Linked DNA regions of Mus musculus: region 1 is linked to region 2. The links are chromatin contacts, found by Hi-C or POLR2A ChIA-PET in ENCODE. All regions are on one chromosome and are shown on one strand. The core of a region is the stretch at or near the end of the contact, and the rest is flanking DNA. Distances in the headings are between cores, read along the strand shown. Region 1 overlaps Gm51939 (a long non-coding RNA gene). Region 2 holds the start of Tmem17 (transmembrane protein 17).

What was found. Hi-C counts contacts between places; a loop is a spot of excess contacts on that map. ChIA-PET counts read pairs that join two places held with the same protein, here RNA polymerase II (POLR2A).
Region 1: a loop to region 2 is called in a map of left cerebral cortex, with 2.2 times the contacts of the local background. The contact joins the enhancer-like site here to the promoter of Tmem17 in region 2. A Hi-C loop is called at or near these places in 1 of 37 maps with a recorded cell type or tissue (left cerebral cortex). POLR2A ChIA-PET finds 5 or more read pairs at or near these places in 1 of 5 experiments (Patski).

What each region holds. Positions count from the first base shown.
Region 1 is chr11:22,557,671-22,564,581 of GRCm38, forward strand. The region is part of intron 1 of Gm51939 (a long non-coding RNA gene); the gene reads right to left. Among named protein-coding and RNA genes, the nearest start is that of Gm51939, 23 kb to the right of the region's middle. Within about 2 kb of position 3,257, at least 2 of the 3 ENCODE cell types and tissues checked have a DNase peak (open chromatin) inside an H3K27ac peak, as active enhancers do; they include left cerebral cortex, where a contact is called at or near this core.
Region 2 is chr11:22,507,114-22,513,814 of GRCm38, forward strand. It overlaps Tmem17 (transmembrane protein 17), which reads left to right and starts at 5,170. Exons shown (of 4, transcript NM_153596.3): 1 at 5,170-5,470. The coding sequence starts at 5,371. It overlaps Gm46274 (a long non-coding RNA gene), which reads right to left and starts at 2,410. Exons shown (of 2, transcript XR_001780167.2): 1 at 699-2,410; 2 at 1-578.

The sequences.
Region 1 (6,911 bases), core at 2,007-4,506, 49 kb after region 2:
GTTTGGAGCTGAAGAAGTATGGAAGCCAGGTCATGGGTAATGAAGATAGAAGGGTGAGCAGGGATAGGCAAAGAATTAATGAGAAATACTGCAAGCAACGAGCTAAAGAACAAGAATATAGCAACAAATCTACCCTGTGCAGCTAAGTGAGTTCCTCTAGATGTCTGGTGATCCACAGACAGAAGATAATTGTTATTCCAAATTGTGAATCTCATACAGTGAGGGAACAATATGAAGAGTTCAGGGGTTGTCAACAGAGCAGCAGAAGCAATGAATCAGAAGGGCAAGTGAAGTCACAGTCACGGTGGGTAGTCAGCTGATGAAGTTGAAGGCAAGTAGGGTCACTATCTCCCCTGCAGTCCTTTGTGCCTAGTATCTCCAGTATGGAAGGCAGTGCTTATGTACTCAGTCATGTTGATACTCAGGCACTAGTAATGTTGACTGGATGCACAAGCAATAAGCAGGTGGCTAGAGCTCTACTCATTCATGAACTTTTATGGAATAAAAAAGAAGCCTAGCTGGGCATGGTGACGCACGCCTTTAATCCCAGCACTTGCGAGGCAGAGGCAGGTGGATCTCTGAGTTCGAGGCCAGCCTGGTCTACAGAGTGAGTTCCAGGACAGCCAAGGCTACACAGAGAAACCCTATCTCGGAAAACAAACAAACAAACAAACAAAAAAGAAGCCTAAAAGCCCCTCTTAAACCAAGTATAGCATTCCAAATCTGACTCTGTATCCCACACCAATATCAATAACAACTGCCATTTAATCGGACACCTGTTGCAGGCCAGATGTTATGCTAGGACTTTGACAGCTCTGCGAGATACACACCATTTCCATTTCCTTAAAGCCAAAACTAGGACTCAGGACTGGCTAGCAATTGCCCATGATCATGCAGAAGTAGATGCAAGTTGAGATTTAAACCTAGCCTATATTGCTGTAAGATGCCTCTTTAGCTGCCCTGTTCACTGGCCCCAAACACATGCTTTCAGAATGTACTTAGGTTGATGCAGACCTATCCAATTCAAAAGCCAAAGTGGGGACATTGAAACGCTTTCTCAAAATCGGATCACAGACCAGATGTGTCAGTGAAAGCAATAAAAATGGGTCACATACCACTGTCATTGTTGATATCTCTGTTCTTAATCGAAGAACACATCTGTCCAAGTGCTTTACTACAGGCTAGAATTACACTAACTCAGAGCAGCATCCTGGGCCATTGCATGGTGATCAAAGTAGATTGACAGTTAAAGAGATAGGTATTTGATTAATTTTTACTAATGGAAAAACCCTTTGGTAGACTAATTAAAAAGATTCCCCTTTGTAGTAGGTGCTTGTGAAATGTTATATGATCTTACTACTACTTTATTTACTGCTCCAAGTTGTTATAAGGGAAGATGTCCTGAAAAATACTACTTCACCAGCATGCAAGCACCATAGAATGCACCTATGCAAACTAAGACAGCCAGAGCGTCTTACAACCTTATGTCCTGAGGTGGGAGAACTGGGTAGAGAGAGAAGTCCAGAAGACCTTGCACAAAGCCTAACAAAATGAACATATTAAAACAACAACAAAACACATTGACAAAGAAGGCTGGAAAATCCTTGGCAAGACTGACTAAAACCAGCTATTGGTAAACGCAGCCATACAGCAGAGCGTCCAAAGGTGACCTGTGGCTCTGTAATACAGGAGATCCAGCAGCTAAGAGCACTTGCTGCTCTTGCAGGGGGTAAGCATTCAGTTCCTAGAACCTACAGAGCAGATCACAACAGTCTGCACACATGTAGGCAAAACATACATAAAATAAAAGTAAATCTTAAAGCAAAACAAAAAAAACTATGTTAATAACCAGGGAGATGGCCCGGGGGGAAAAGCCTAGTGACCTGAGCTCCATGCCCAGAAATCACCAAAGCTGGATGTGGTGGCACACACAATCCTAGCACTAGTGAAATGGGAGAGGACAGCTAGCCCAGAGTGCACTGCAAAGTCACAGAAACAAAAGGAGACACATAAGAGCCAACCCCAAAAGTGTCCTCTGACCAATAGACCTGTGTGCAAACATATTCGTATACCCGGGCACACACATGCACATATACAAATTTTTAAAATTTTTAAATACAAAAACAGATACCCCTGAGTACAGGTTTAAGATGCTAATCAGATATGTAAGTCATGAAATTATGCATAAAATTACAGGTGACAGAGTATGCATAAAAAAGTCCATGTTAAAAAGATGACCCAGGGGCTGGTGAGATGGCCCAGTGGGTTAGAGCACCTGACTGCTCTTCCGAAGGTGCAGAGTTCAAATCCCAGCAACCACATGGTGGCTCACAACCATCCGTAACAAGATCTGACCCCCTCTTCTGGAGTGTCTGAAGACAGCTACAATGTACTTACATATAATAAATAAATAAATAAATAAATCTTTAAAAAAAAAAAAAAAAAAAAAAAAAAGATGACCCAGAAAGCCCATACTGTGTGACATAAAAGCTTCCACTCTTATACCGTGGTGCCAACCCCTTTCTCTGCTCCAGTCTTCTTCCTTCTCCATCAGAGCACACTGTCATTTAATAAACTGCCTGTCTCTGCTCAGTTCTTTGAGGAAAGAACCTGAAACCCCTCCCTCCAGCCCTCCCAGTAGCAGCTGGCATCAGGATCTCTTTTGTATATGTCTGTCACTGGCTGAAATGGGGTTGTACAACACATGGCTGGTTGTATTATTGTTGTATTATGTTACTGTTGTGATTACAGTGACTTTTCCTGCTTTGCAAATGAGAAAACTGTATGAGGGGTGGTCTAAAAAGACCCAGAGTGCTATTTGAACTGGAATTCAAACTGAGATATTCAGTAGCTTGCCTATAGTTCTGTTCTACAGATTCATTGAAGTCCTTTGCCCTGGCAGACCCTGGACGTTCTAGGATGAGGAAGATGCTGTTACATCCTTATGAGACTTACAGCCAAAACTTAGAATGCAGAACAAATGAAAAGTGTTAGGTGGGGGTAACTCTGGGCTCCCCAGACCCACCCCTTTCCTATTTCAAACAGCCAAGAGGCCTGGAGCAAGAGGCCACTGGTGAAGCTGGGAAGCAGACAGGCTTTGCAATGAGTTGGCAACCACACCTGCCCCCCCACCTCCCTTAAAATAAAACTGATAGCTGGTTTTTATAAAGCAGAAATCCAGCAGATACAAGCTGAGAAGCCAGAGAAGACATGGGGCCAGCCAGCAGGGTGGGAAGAAGGCAGTTCTGAAAAAAGCTATTTGCATCCTCGCTGGCTCTGAGCCAGCTAAGCCGCCCATACACTGCCCTGTTTCTCCAGAAAGGGACTGAATTGGAACGCTGAGAATGAGAGAGTTGCTTGTTAGCACACAATCCCAGCTTCTTCAGTCCTCTGCAGCTCTACAAAGCCATGAATCAGGGCTTCTACATTTTTAAAGCTTAGATGAGAAGCTGCGGGTTCTCATCAGCATGTATGATAAAGGTTTACAAAATACCAGGCAAATAGTTTTTGAAATCAGTTTTTGGTCCTGGAGAAACAAGGAGACGCTCACTGATTCAGCAGTGCATGGATGAGGAAGCCACAGGGCTCAAATGTACAAGCTACTTAGTAATGAGAGAGAGAGAGAGACTATGTCTGTATGTCTGTGTGTCTGTGTGCATATGTATGCGTGTGTATGTGTATGTGTGTCTGTGTCTGTATATGTCTGTGTGCACACGAGCATGCATGTATGTCTGGGTCTGTGTGTGTCTGTGTGTGCATATGTGTGTCCTTGTGTGTGCGCACACAGGAATGCTTGAGTGTACTGTATATGCACATGTGTATACTGATGCATGAACCAGTATGCGCACTCAGCAAGGTCAGAGAAGGACATTAGGTGTCCTTATTCTTTGAAGACAGGATCTCTCACTCAACTTGAAGCTAAGTTAGTAACCAGCAAGCCTCAGGGGTGGTCCTATCTCCATCCTGTACAATGCTTAGGTAGGCTCCTGTGGCCACGCCAGGCTTATTATTATTTATTATTATTATTATCATTATTATCACTGGTACTAAAATGTGAACTCAGTTCTTCATGCTTGTCCAGTAAGCAATCTTACCCTCCTTTCATCCATTATAACATCTTAATGCAAATTTTTACTTGTTTTCTTTCCATTTCTGATTTTTGTTTATGAGGTTAACACACACATACACTTAGAGCGTTATTGTATGACTCCTTCTCACACAAAACTTCCACAAAGGGGTGTCTGGCTTATTTTGAAAACTTGAGTCTGTAAAGCTACAAAAACAGCTCCCTGGGCGGTAAAACAGCTCTTGCTGCATGAGATGGAATAAGCCCTTTTACAAATAAACCCAAACCAACAAATAGATTGAAAAATGAAACACACACACACACACACACTCCAAAAGCCTAAGACCTCTCAAGCCGCTGCCACAATGCTTCCTCCACTCGTGGAGGCCAAGCAACCAAGAGTTCACAAATTTCCTCACCAAAGATAAAAACACTTTGCTCTCAGCAAACCTAGCTATAGTTAATAACACACACAGTATCAGGCACAGATCTGAATACGTACATGCCAGGAAAGAGATTTTTATTATTTCAGTGGAGAACACTCCACCTTATGCTCTATTCAGGGACAAAAGCAAAGTTATGCAAGTGGAAAATACACTGGAAACAGTATCGGGCTCTCCTACAAAAACATTCCTGCCTTGTCATTTTGATCATTTGAGGCAAATGCTTAGGGGCTGGAACGTGAAGAATCAGACTCATCACTCATCCTGAGAGTAACCTGTCCCAAGTGTGTTTGACTTTAGTTCCTTTCCTGGAGGCCAAGCTGTTCTAGGATAGATGGGAGCAGGGGTGGAGTGGGGGTGGGAGTTTGTGCTGCCAACCTCAAGTCTCCTGGTAAATGTGCAACAGAAAGCATGGTTAAGAGCTCACTCCTGCTATTACTGACTGAAAGATGATCAAGTACCCCAATAGAGTATTCTACTATATCCATGCATGTGCACATGTACACACACTCACTCACACATCCATTGTGTTTTGTTTTGTTTTGTTTTGTTTTGTTTTTGGTGTTTTGTTTTGTTTTGCTAAAATCTGGCCTCTGAACAGGGAAATTATGCTAAGATTGGAGAGTCTTCAATTCTTTCACAACAAACAAAACCACAACCAAAATAGAATTACTTGCATATAGGGGCAGAGTGAAAGACAGGATAGGTGGATGCTTGTGTGTGCTATCATGAACCCACTTAGGGAAGCGCCTTATCACCAAGTTAACCGATGGCTGCAAAATACACTTTTTAAAAAATCTAGCCCCTTAGCAGATTGAGAATTTTTTTTCTTTCATCCTTGATTGGCTTAGACTTGGACCCAGCTCCTCAGCCTCTCTGTCAAACAAAAGGGAACAACAGAACTCACTGAGAGAACCGTTCACTTGGGTCCTAAGGATCTGAACCACAGAAAGCAGATGACAGTCGGAAGTCTTTCTTGTTAGTTGTGTTTGTAAATTGTTTGAAATATCATGGGTTTTGAGAATCCCCACCTCCAAAGCTGCCCTTGTCTTTGAAATAGGTTGATCTTTGCCATGAATGATCTGTCTCTCCTTCCTGGAAAATCCACCATAGCTGATGGTAGCACCAGGGTTTTGAGTTCACAGTCAGCATTTCTCTGTGGAACTGATTATAGTAAATACAACTAGTTCTGCGTTTGGGTTATACCCTCAGACTGAAGCTATTTGTGGTAAGATTATCAGGATGGTCGTTTTCAAAGCCGTTGAGAAAGCACACAGTCAAAGAAGATCCTACCTGGACCGGTCAAGTTTCTACAAGTGAATACAAATGAGCTAGCCCTACCCAAAGCCTTGCTTTCCTCACACTTTGCCCCACAACTATCTTCCAGACCCACAGTCTTGAAAGGAACTGAACGCTGTGGCCTCATGTATGTTCTACCTTCTATTTCAAAATAGCTCAGGGTGAGACCTGAGCAAGTCCCTACCTCGAAGGCATTTTTAGGGTCAGATGAGCCTGTAGAGGGGCTTTGAGAAAGGTGAGCATTTACTATCTTGGTAAACCAAAAGTAACAATGCCCTAAAGATATCACGCCCCAACCCTCAGAGCCTGTGAGTGTGTCAGGTTACCTGGCAAAGAGAACAGCTGTGTGCACAAGGAAGGTTGCTGATTTGAAAATGAAAAGGCCACTTTGGATTGTTTAGGCAATCAGGAGAGCCTTAAAAGAAGGAGACAGGAGGGTGGGTGACAAAAATGAAGTGAACTGTGGAAGAGTCAACCAGCTGTGACTGGCTTGGAAACTGGGGTCACAAGCGAAGGAATGTGGCACCTTTAGAATCTAAACCTGTAAGAAAGCAAGCTCTCCCGAGGCACTCCAGGAGGGGAGGTGGCAGCCACCTAAGTGATTTTCACCCAGACACTTGGGACCATCGGTCTCCAGAACTATCACAAATGGCTACCCAGTCTGTTCATGGCTATCAGAAACGAATACAATTATTAAAATGACTGACGTACAAGGATCAAAGCAAGGATTTATGTGTATACTGTAACATAGAACAAGCACTTCCCTAATATCTGATAAGAAAAAAAAAAAAATGGGCCAGACAACAGCAAATCATCTAGCCGGAGGGCACAGCTCCTGCTTCCAGGATCCCAGGTGGTGCTCACAGCCACGGTACCTCACTATTACTAAGATGAGGTCCTTTGCATCCTCGTCGCCTCCACAAAAGCAGCACCCACTTTGTCTCTCTGGGTGACTTCTACCTTCTCTTCCAACCTGCTTTCGAGGTCATTCTCCTGGTGATGAGGCCTGAAGCTCACCAAGAGGGCTGTGCTGTCTGTCTCCAGCCAGGGAATGTCTCTAGACTCTTCTCAAGCTCCGAGGTTCCAGATCACGAATAGCAGAG
Region 2 (6,701 bases), core at 3,920-6,419:
GGGCTAAGGCAGGGCTGTGGGAGGGCTGAGGCAGGGCTGTGAGAGGGTTGAGGCAGGGCTGTGGCATGGTTGAGGCAGGGCTGAGGCAGGGCTGTGGCAGGGCTGAGGCAGGGTTAAGACAGGGTTGGGGCAGGGCTGAGGCAGGGTTGTTGGAGGGCTGATGCAGGGCTGTAGCAGGGTTGAGGCAGGGTTGTGGAACAGCTGAGGCAGGACTGAGGCAGGGTTGTGGAAGGGCTGAGGCAGGGCTGAGGCAGGATTGTGGAAGGGCTGAGGCAGGGCTGAGGCGGGGTTGAGGCAGGGCTGTGGCAGGGCTGAGGCGGGGCTGAGGCAGGGCTGAAGCAGGACTGAGGCAGGACTGAGGCAGGGCTGTGGCAGGGTTGAGGCAGGGCTGAGGCAGGGCTGTGGCAGGGTTGAGGCAGGGCTGAGGCAGGGCAGTTTCCCTCCTGCATTAGCATTTCTTGGTGGAATGTTGGAGCTGTAGGTGGTAGAGTACTCACCACCACCTGGGGCATCCATGCTGACAGCCTATTTTACTCACAGCGTGTATTGAACTGGGGAAAAGAACAATTCTGTGCTACCTGAAAACAAAACACAGTGAGAAAGGAGATCACAATCTTCTGTTTTACAAAGCAAACATCTTAAAATCAAGAGAGCTGTGTTATTCAACAACGGAGATAAAATAAATAATTCAAACTTACCTGAATAAACTTGTCCATTTACAGCATTTCTTCTCTTACATCCTTGATGGATTGACGAGCAGAATGAAACAAACTGTAAGCATTGCAGAGGATGCCATTGAAGGCAAAGCAAAGTGTGAGGCAACTAAAGACAGAACCACAGCAAAAAACAAGCCTGAGGAGCAGGCATTAATGCATCTGTATTTAGTAGGAAAGCAGAATTTTATTACAACCAATAACAGGATACATTCAATAAAATGACTCTGCCTCGCCCAGATTCACATCTTTTATTTGACAGTTCTGAGATTTCCTTAAGCAGGGTGTTGCTTTCCTGATATTTTCCCTTATCTTGAAATTTCCCATATCCCACATAGTGTTGCACAGTGCAGCAGCTGTCTGACACGACAGGCGAGCAGTATACCGCTGACACAAACGTGCCACAGAGACACTCCACAGATCCAAATACACACACACACACACACACACACACACACACACACACACGCACAGAGAGAGACAGACAGACAAACAGACAGACAGAGACAGAGAGAGAACATTTTAAAGGGGATTATTTTTTCTAAGAAAAATACTCAATGAGGATGACTTTGAAAGCAAAATATTACCTGGTCTTGAAACATCACTTAATATAAGTCTAAATTTCCTCTAAGAGATCTTTCTTTCTCTGTCATTCATAGAGGAATGTGTTTACCTGTTCTAGCCGCCCCCCCCCACAGGTCGCCCATGGTCTGTCCATCCTTCCGAATGTTAATTAGCTTTCCCTTTCCGAAGGGGAGGAGTCTGGTGGAATTTTCCAAAAGGTCCTGAACTGATCTTTTCAACACTTTCAAGGTTATTTCTACATGGTGTTAACTTCTTATCTCTGTCGGCCTGCCCCAAGTACATTCCAATTAGCAGCACCTCTGGCCTTGAGCTTCATCATCCCCTCTATAAAAATCTTGGTTCCCTTAAGAGATGAAAAGTGATTCTTGTTTACATTTATTTTTTAATGGCAAGACTTCACGTGGCTTTAGTCATGGATTGTGTATTCAACAGAATGCATTTACCCAGGAGCTGGCTAAGTCTTTGAACTAGCTGTGGGGGAAGTGATCGGGCTTTTCCTTTCCTTTATTCTTATAGTTATCCATCTCTGACTCTACTCTAAGGCAAACACCTAAGACGAAAGACTTCAATGAGTGGTAGGTGAGAGACAGACACACTAACACACAATTATAGGACAGAGAGCCCAGTGCTGTGGCTAGAGCAGGTAGGAAATTGTCAAGAGCCTCCAAGTAGCCTTAGGGCGGTCCTGAAAGCCTTTTTTGAAGATGCTGGGGCTTGAGTTCCACCCTGATCTGAAGCAAAAGTTTGCCAGCTTCTCCTAGCCATCTCTGACTAGAATTTACAGAGGACTGTAGTCAGAGAAACTGTGTGGCTGGTCTTTTCTTCTTTGTGGGTTATTCTTTCTCCCACTCTTTATCTCTTCCCCTTCCATTTTACCCCCTTGTTGTGGATTGCCCTGGTGCTGTTTGTATTTTGATGATAAAAGAGAGATATCTGAATCTAATTTCTTTCTTGTTTCTTCTTTGAGCACGACTGCTAACAAACTGCATCCAACCCCCATGAACAACCAACCACCACCCACACTGCTTCTCAGGAACCTAGTATTTATATACCTGTACCAGTAAATTATTAATTCTCTCTAACCCCCCAGCAGGAGCACACAGTTCTTCTACACCCACCCAAATGTTTTGGATTAACAAATGAAGCACACACATACACACACACACACACACACAGAGGCAGGCAGCTTTATTTTTAATATGCCTTAAACAGCACAATGGCTGGGCATTTCCAAACCTTTCTGTGACTAGCATACTCTCCCCTCTGATATTCCTAAATTATTGTTTTCTGAAATCTGTATTTCATCTCTCCTATTCCCAGACCCAATTGGGGAAGTGGCCCTAGGGCTGCTTCCCTGACTCTTACATGGCTGGATGCTTTGTCTCCTGCTCCCTCAAGTCTGATTTCTCCCGGTTTCCTACCATGACGATTCTAAAAGCCCTTCTCTCTCCTGCTTCCTTGCCTGGGAAATCTAAAGTTCTGTCTCCCTGCCCAGTCATTGGCCGATGGCAACTTTATTTCCTAATCAGAGCCAAGTTGGGGCAGGGAGCCTCAGCACAGACATTTTGGGAGCTGAATCGACACAAATAGCAATGAACCCAATGCACAACACATACTCTGGAAACTCCCAGCATGTGAGGCCTGTGGCAGAGATGTCCCTGCTTTGCTATGACCTGCCTACCCAACATCGCCAGTAATGTATTTAGTAGATGCATTATGGCTATCTTGCATTCTCTAATAGTACAAACATTATTAGGATGACCTGAATCCACGTTACCAGGCTACAGGCACTCATAGTTAGCTCAGAATAGATTCTTTCTTACTCCCTTCAGAACAAGAACTATATTTTATGAAAAGAATTGTAAAATGTTACTGCTTGCCATGATCTTGACTTTTAAAATTGGATTTATTCATTTTACACGAATTTAGCCTGAAGTTTTGTTTGTACACCACTTGTGTGTTCGATGCCCTTGGAGATCAGAAAGAGATTTCTGATGGAGTTAGAGATGGTTGTGAGTCACCATGTGGGTAAAGGGAAATGAACTTGGGTCCTCTGCAAGATCAATGAGTGTTGGCAACCACTGAGATATCTCTAGGCCCAGAACCCTTTACCAGAAAGATTAAAAGGGAAGAGTGGAATATAAGTCTTGGTAAAGCTCACAGAGTGACAGGAATGTTCGAATATAGCTGGAGAGTTTGCTGAAACCTCTTTGAGAAAGCCTTGGCAGATCCCAATAAAATTGGTCTTACATACCACTTGCCTCAGCACTTCCCCGGACACATTCGACATAAACATGTTACACTGGCATAAACATGTATGTTTCAACATAAACATGTAGGTTACACTCTACATAAATGTGTATGTTATACTCAACATAAACATGTATGTTCATCAACAAGCATTTTCACCAAGAGTGGCACTTGTCATAACTGCTCCTAAGTAGAAATTACACAGGAACTTATCAACATGAAAGAAAATTCATAAAAAATGTTGACAGCAAAGTCAGATTTTCTTTTTAAACTTGAATGTGCAATCAGTCTACTATAAAGTATAAAACAGGCCACTGCTTCACAAGCAACTGAGAAAGGGTAGCTCCTGGAGATGATGATACTGTTGACTGACCTGGGACCTAATACATCCGACTGTGCTTTTCTTTATGTCTATTACACCTAATGGTTTGTTTTGGTTTTTGAGGATTTTGCAATGTATCCCAGGCTAACCTTAAACTGGAGATCTCCTGTCTCTGCCTTCTAAATGCTAAAATGATATGTCTTAAGAGAAAGCAGGGAAAGGCTGATATTTTTAGTTTTAAAATCACCTATATTCCAGAAACAACTGCTTTCAATACTTTTAAGTTATTTCCCTGTCTTCTGAAGCAGGTATGCTTGGCTCATCCACCCTCTTAAGAATGTCAAGGGCAATTTTCTGAGGAACATCCTTAGTGAGGTAACCCAATCACAAAAGAAGTCATTAGATATGCACTCACTGATAAGTGGATATCAGCCCAGAAACATAGAACACCCAAGATACAATTTGCAAAACACAAGAAAATCAAGAAGAGGGAAGACCAATGGGTGGATACTTCATTCCTCCTTCTAATAGGGAACAAAATACCCATGAAAGGAGTTACAGAGACAAAGTTTGGAGCTAAGACGAAAGGATGGACTTTCCAGAGAATACCCCACCCAGAGATCCATCCCATAATCAGCCACCAAACCCAGACATTATTGCATATGCCAGCAAGATTTTGCTGAAGGGACCCTGTCATAGCTGTCTCATATGAGTCTATGCCAGTGCCTGGCAAATACAGAAGTGGATGTTCACAGTCATCTATAAAATGGAACACAGGGCCCCCAATGGAGAAGCCAGAGAAAGCACCCAAGGAGCTGAAGGGGTCTGCAACCCTATAGGTGGAACAACAATATGAACTAACCAGTACCCCCAGAGCTCATGTCTCTAGCTGCATATGTAGCAGAAGATGGCCTAGTTGGCCATCATTGGGAAGAGAGGCCCCTTGGTACTGCAAACTTTATATGCCCCAGTACAGAGGAATGTCAGGGCCAAGAAGTGGGAGTGGGTGGGTAGGGGAGGAGGGCAGAGGGAGGGTATAGGGAACTTTCGGGATAGCATTTGAAATGTATATAAAGAAAATATCTAATAATAATAAAAAGAATGTCAAGGGCATTTTTTTAAAATATCTATGTTCGTTTTCCATTTCCCTCAAGAAATGGTGCACCAATTTTGCAGAGGAATTGCTATGGTGTGAGAGCTCCTTGTGGCTCAGCCCAGGTCCGAATGGCTTATTACTTGTGATCATCTTAAGACGACGCGGCTTTAAAGCAAGACGGAGGAACCCGCCATTTTCAGCAGCACTAGGCCACGTTAGGCTGCGGGCCCGTGGCCCTGGCTCGCCTCTCCAAGGGGAAGCCTCTGGAGGATTCTGTAGCGTTCGGGGAAGCCCAGGTACCAGGTCCCTAGGGGCCCCGCACTGCCCGGTTGCCAAGGGAACCGCCACGCGCCGCTGTGCCCGCCGACTAGCGGGTGTGTGAGAGGCCAGCGGGCAGGCCAGGCATGGAGCTGCCGGACCCTGTTCGCCAGCGCCTGAGCAACCTCAGCCTCACCGTGTTCGGCGACTCCAGCCGCACCGGGCCAGAGTCCAGTGATGCGGCCGGTGAGTGGCGAGGGCGCAGGCCCACGCGGGGGTGTGGCTCGCGGGCGGGAGGCCGCACAGGCCGTGCCCGGGTGAAAGATGGCTGCTCCGGCTTCAGCCAGGGCTCTGTGCCCCGGGAGAAACCACGGCCCTGCGGCGGACCCGGGAGACCACGCGCTTCCGCCGCCGCAGCTACTGCACCCGGTGGCGCGGTCGCCGAGCGGATCAGGATGCGGATCAGGAACGCCTTCTTCCCCACGCGGGTCCCCGCTGAGTCCCCAGCGTGACAGCCGCCGGCTCACACAAAACCGGGCTGTGTCCAAACCCCTCCTAGCAGAGCAAGACCGGCTGCTGCCAAACCGACAAGGCCTTCCTCTGCCTGTTCCTTCTTTCTCCCTGTATAAAAAACTCTCCTCCCGAAATCTAAAAACGAAATACCAACGAGTTAACTCCAGCTTCTGCCTCCTCAATCAGGAGGACAGCATACATGGTTGTCTCCTTTGAAATCAAGGAATTGGAAATCCTTTCGATGGCTTGGTTTGGGCTTTCTTATTTTTATTTTTATTTCTTAAATAGGGCATTGAAAAGCAAACCACTTGCCATCATTGCATGTTGTCACCTTGGTCATTCGTGTAATTTACGCTATATGGAGAAAAGCCTGTAAAATTAGGATTTCGTGTTTCCGATTCAAAGTGTGAGCCGTACGGGGCACTAAAATCGAATAATACAAAGTCTCTGGGAAAAAAAGTGTGTGTGGGGGGGGCGGGGGTGACATTTGTTCTGAAGTTCTTTAGAGCCTCAGCAGCCTAGATAGTCGTGATGGTGTGGACAGCAATAGAACTAGGTAAAGACATCAGCCCTGTAATTTCTTATGGTTCTTACGTGTCAGAAAATATTGTTTTCCCAGACATTCAAACGTGAGAAAAGCTGTTTAAGTTCACTGTCTCTGCCAAGACAGGCAATTAATTGGTCAGAAAAATTTGTCTGACCAATTATATAATACTTAAATTTTATCTCATTACAGAACTTAACTGGAACTTTTGTAAAATTTAATGAACTCACACCTTGTGCCTTGTGGTTCCTCTTCATTTGGTCTGATTTTTCAATTGTATAAATTTGATGTGTTGAAGTATGGACATGAGCCTACATAAAATCAAAACCCTGACATTCTAAACAGCCACTCTTCTCAAGCTATATCCCCATAGCCTTTAAAACAAACAACAACAAAATTTATTTGGTTACAATGCAATCA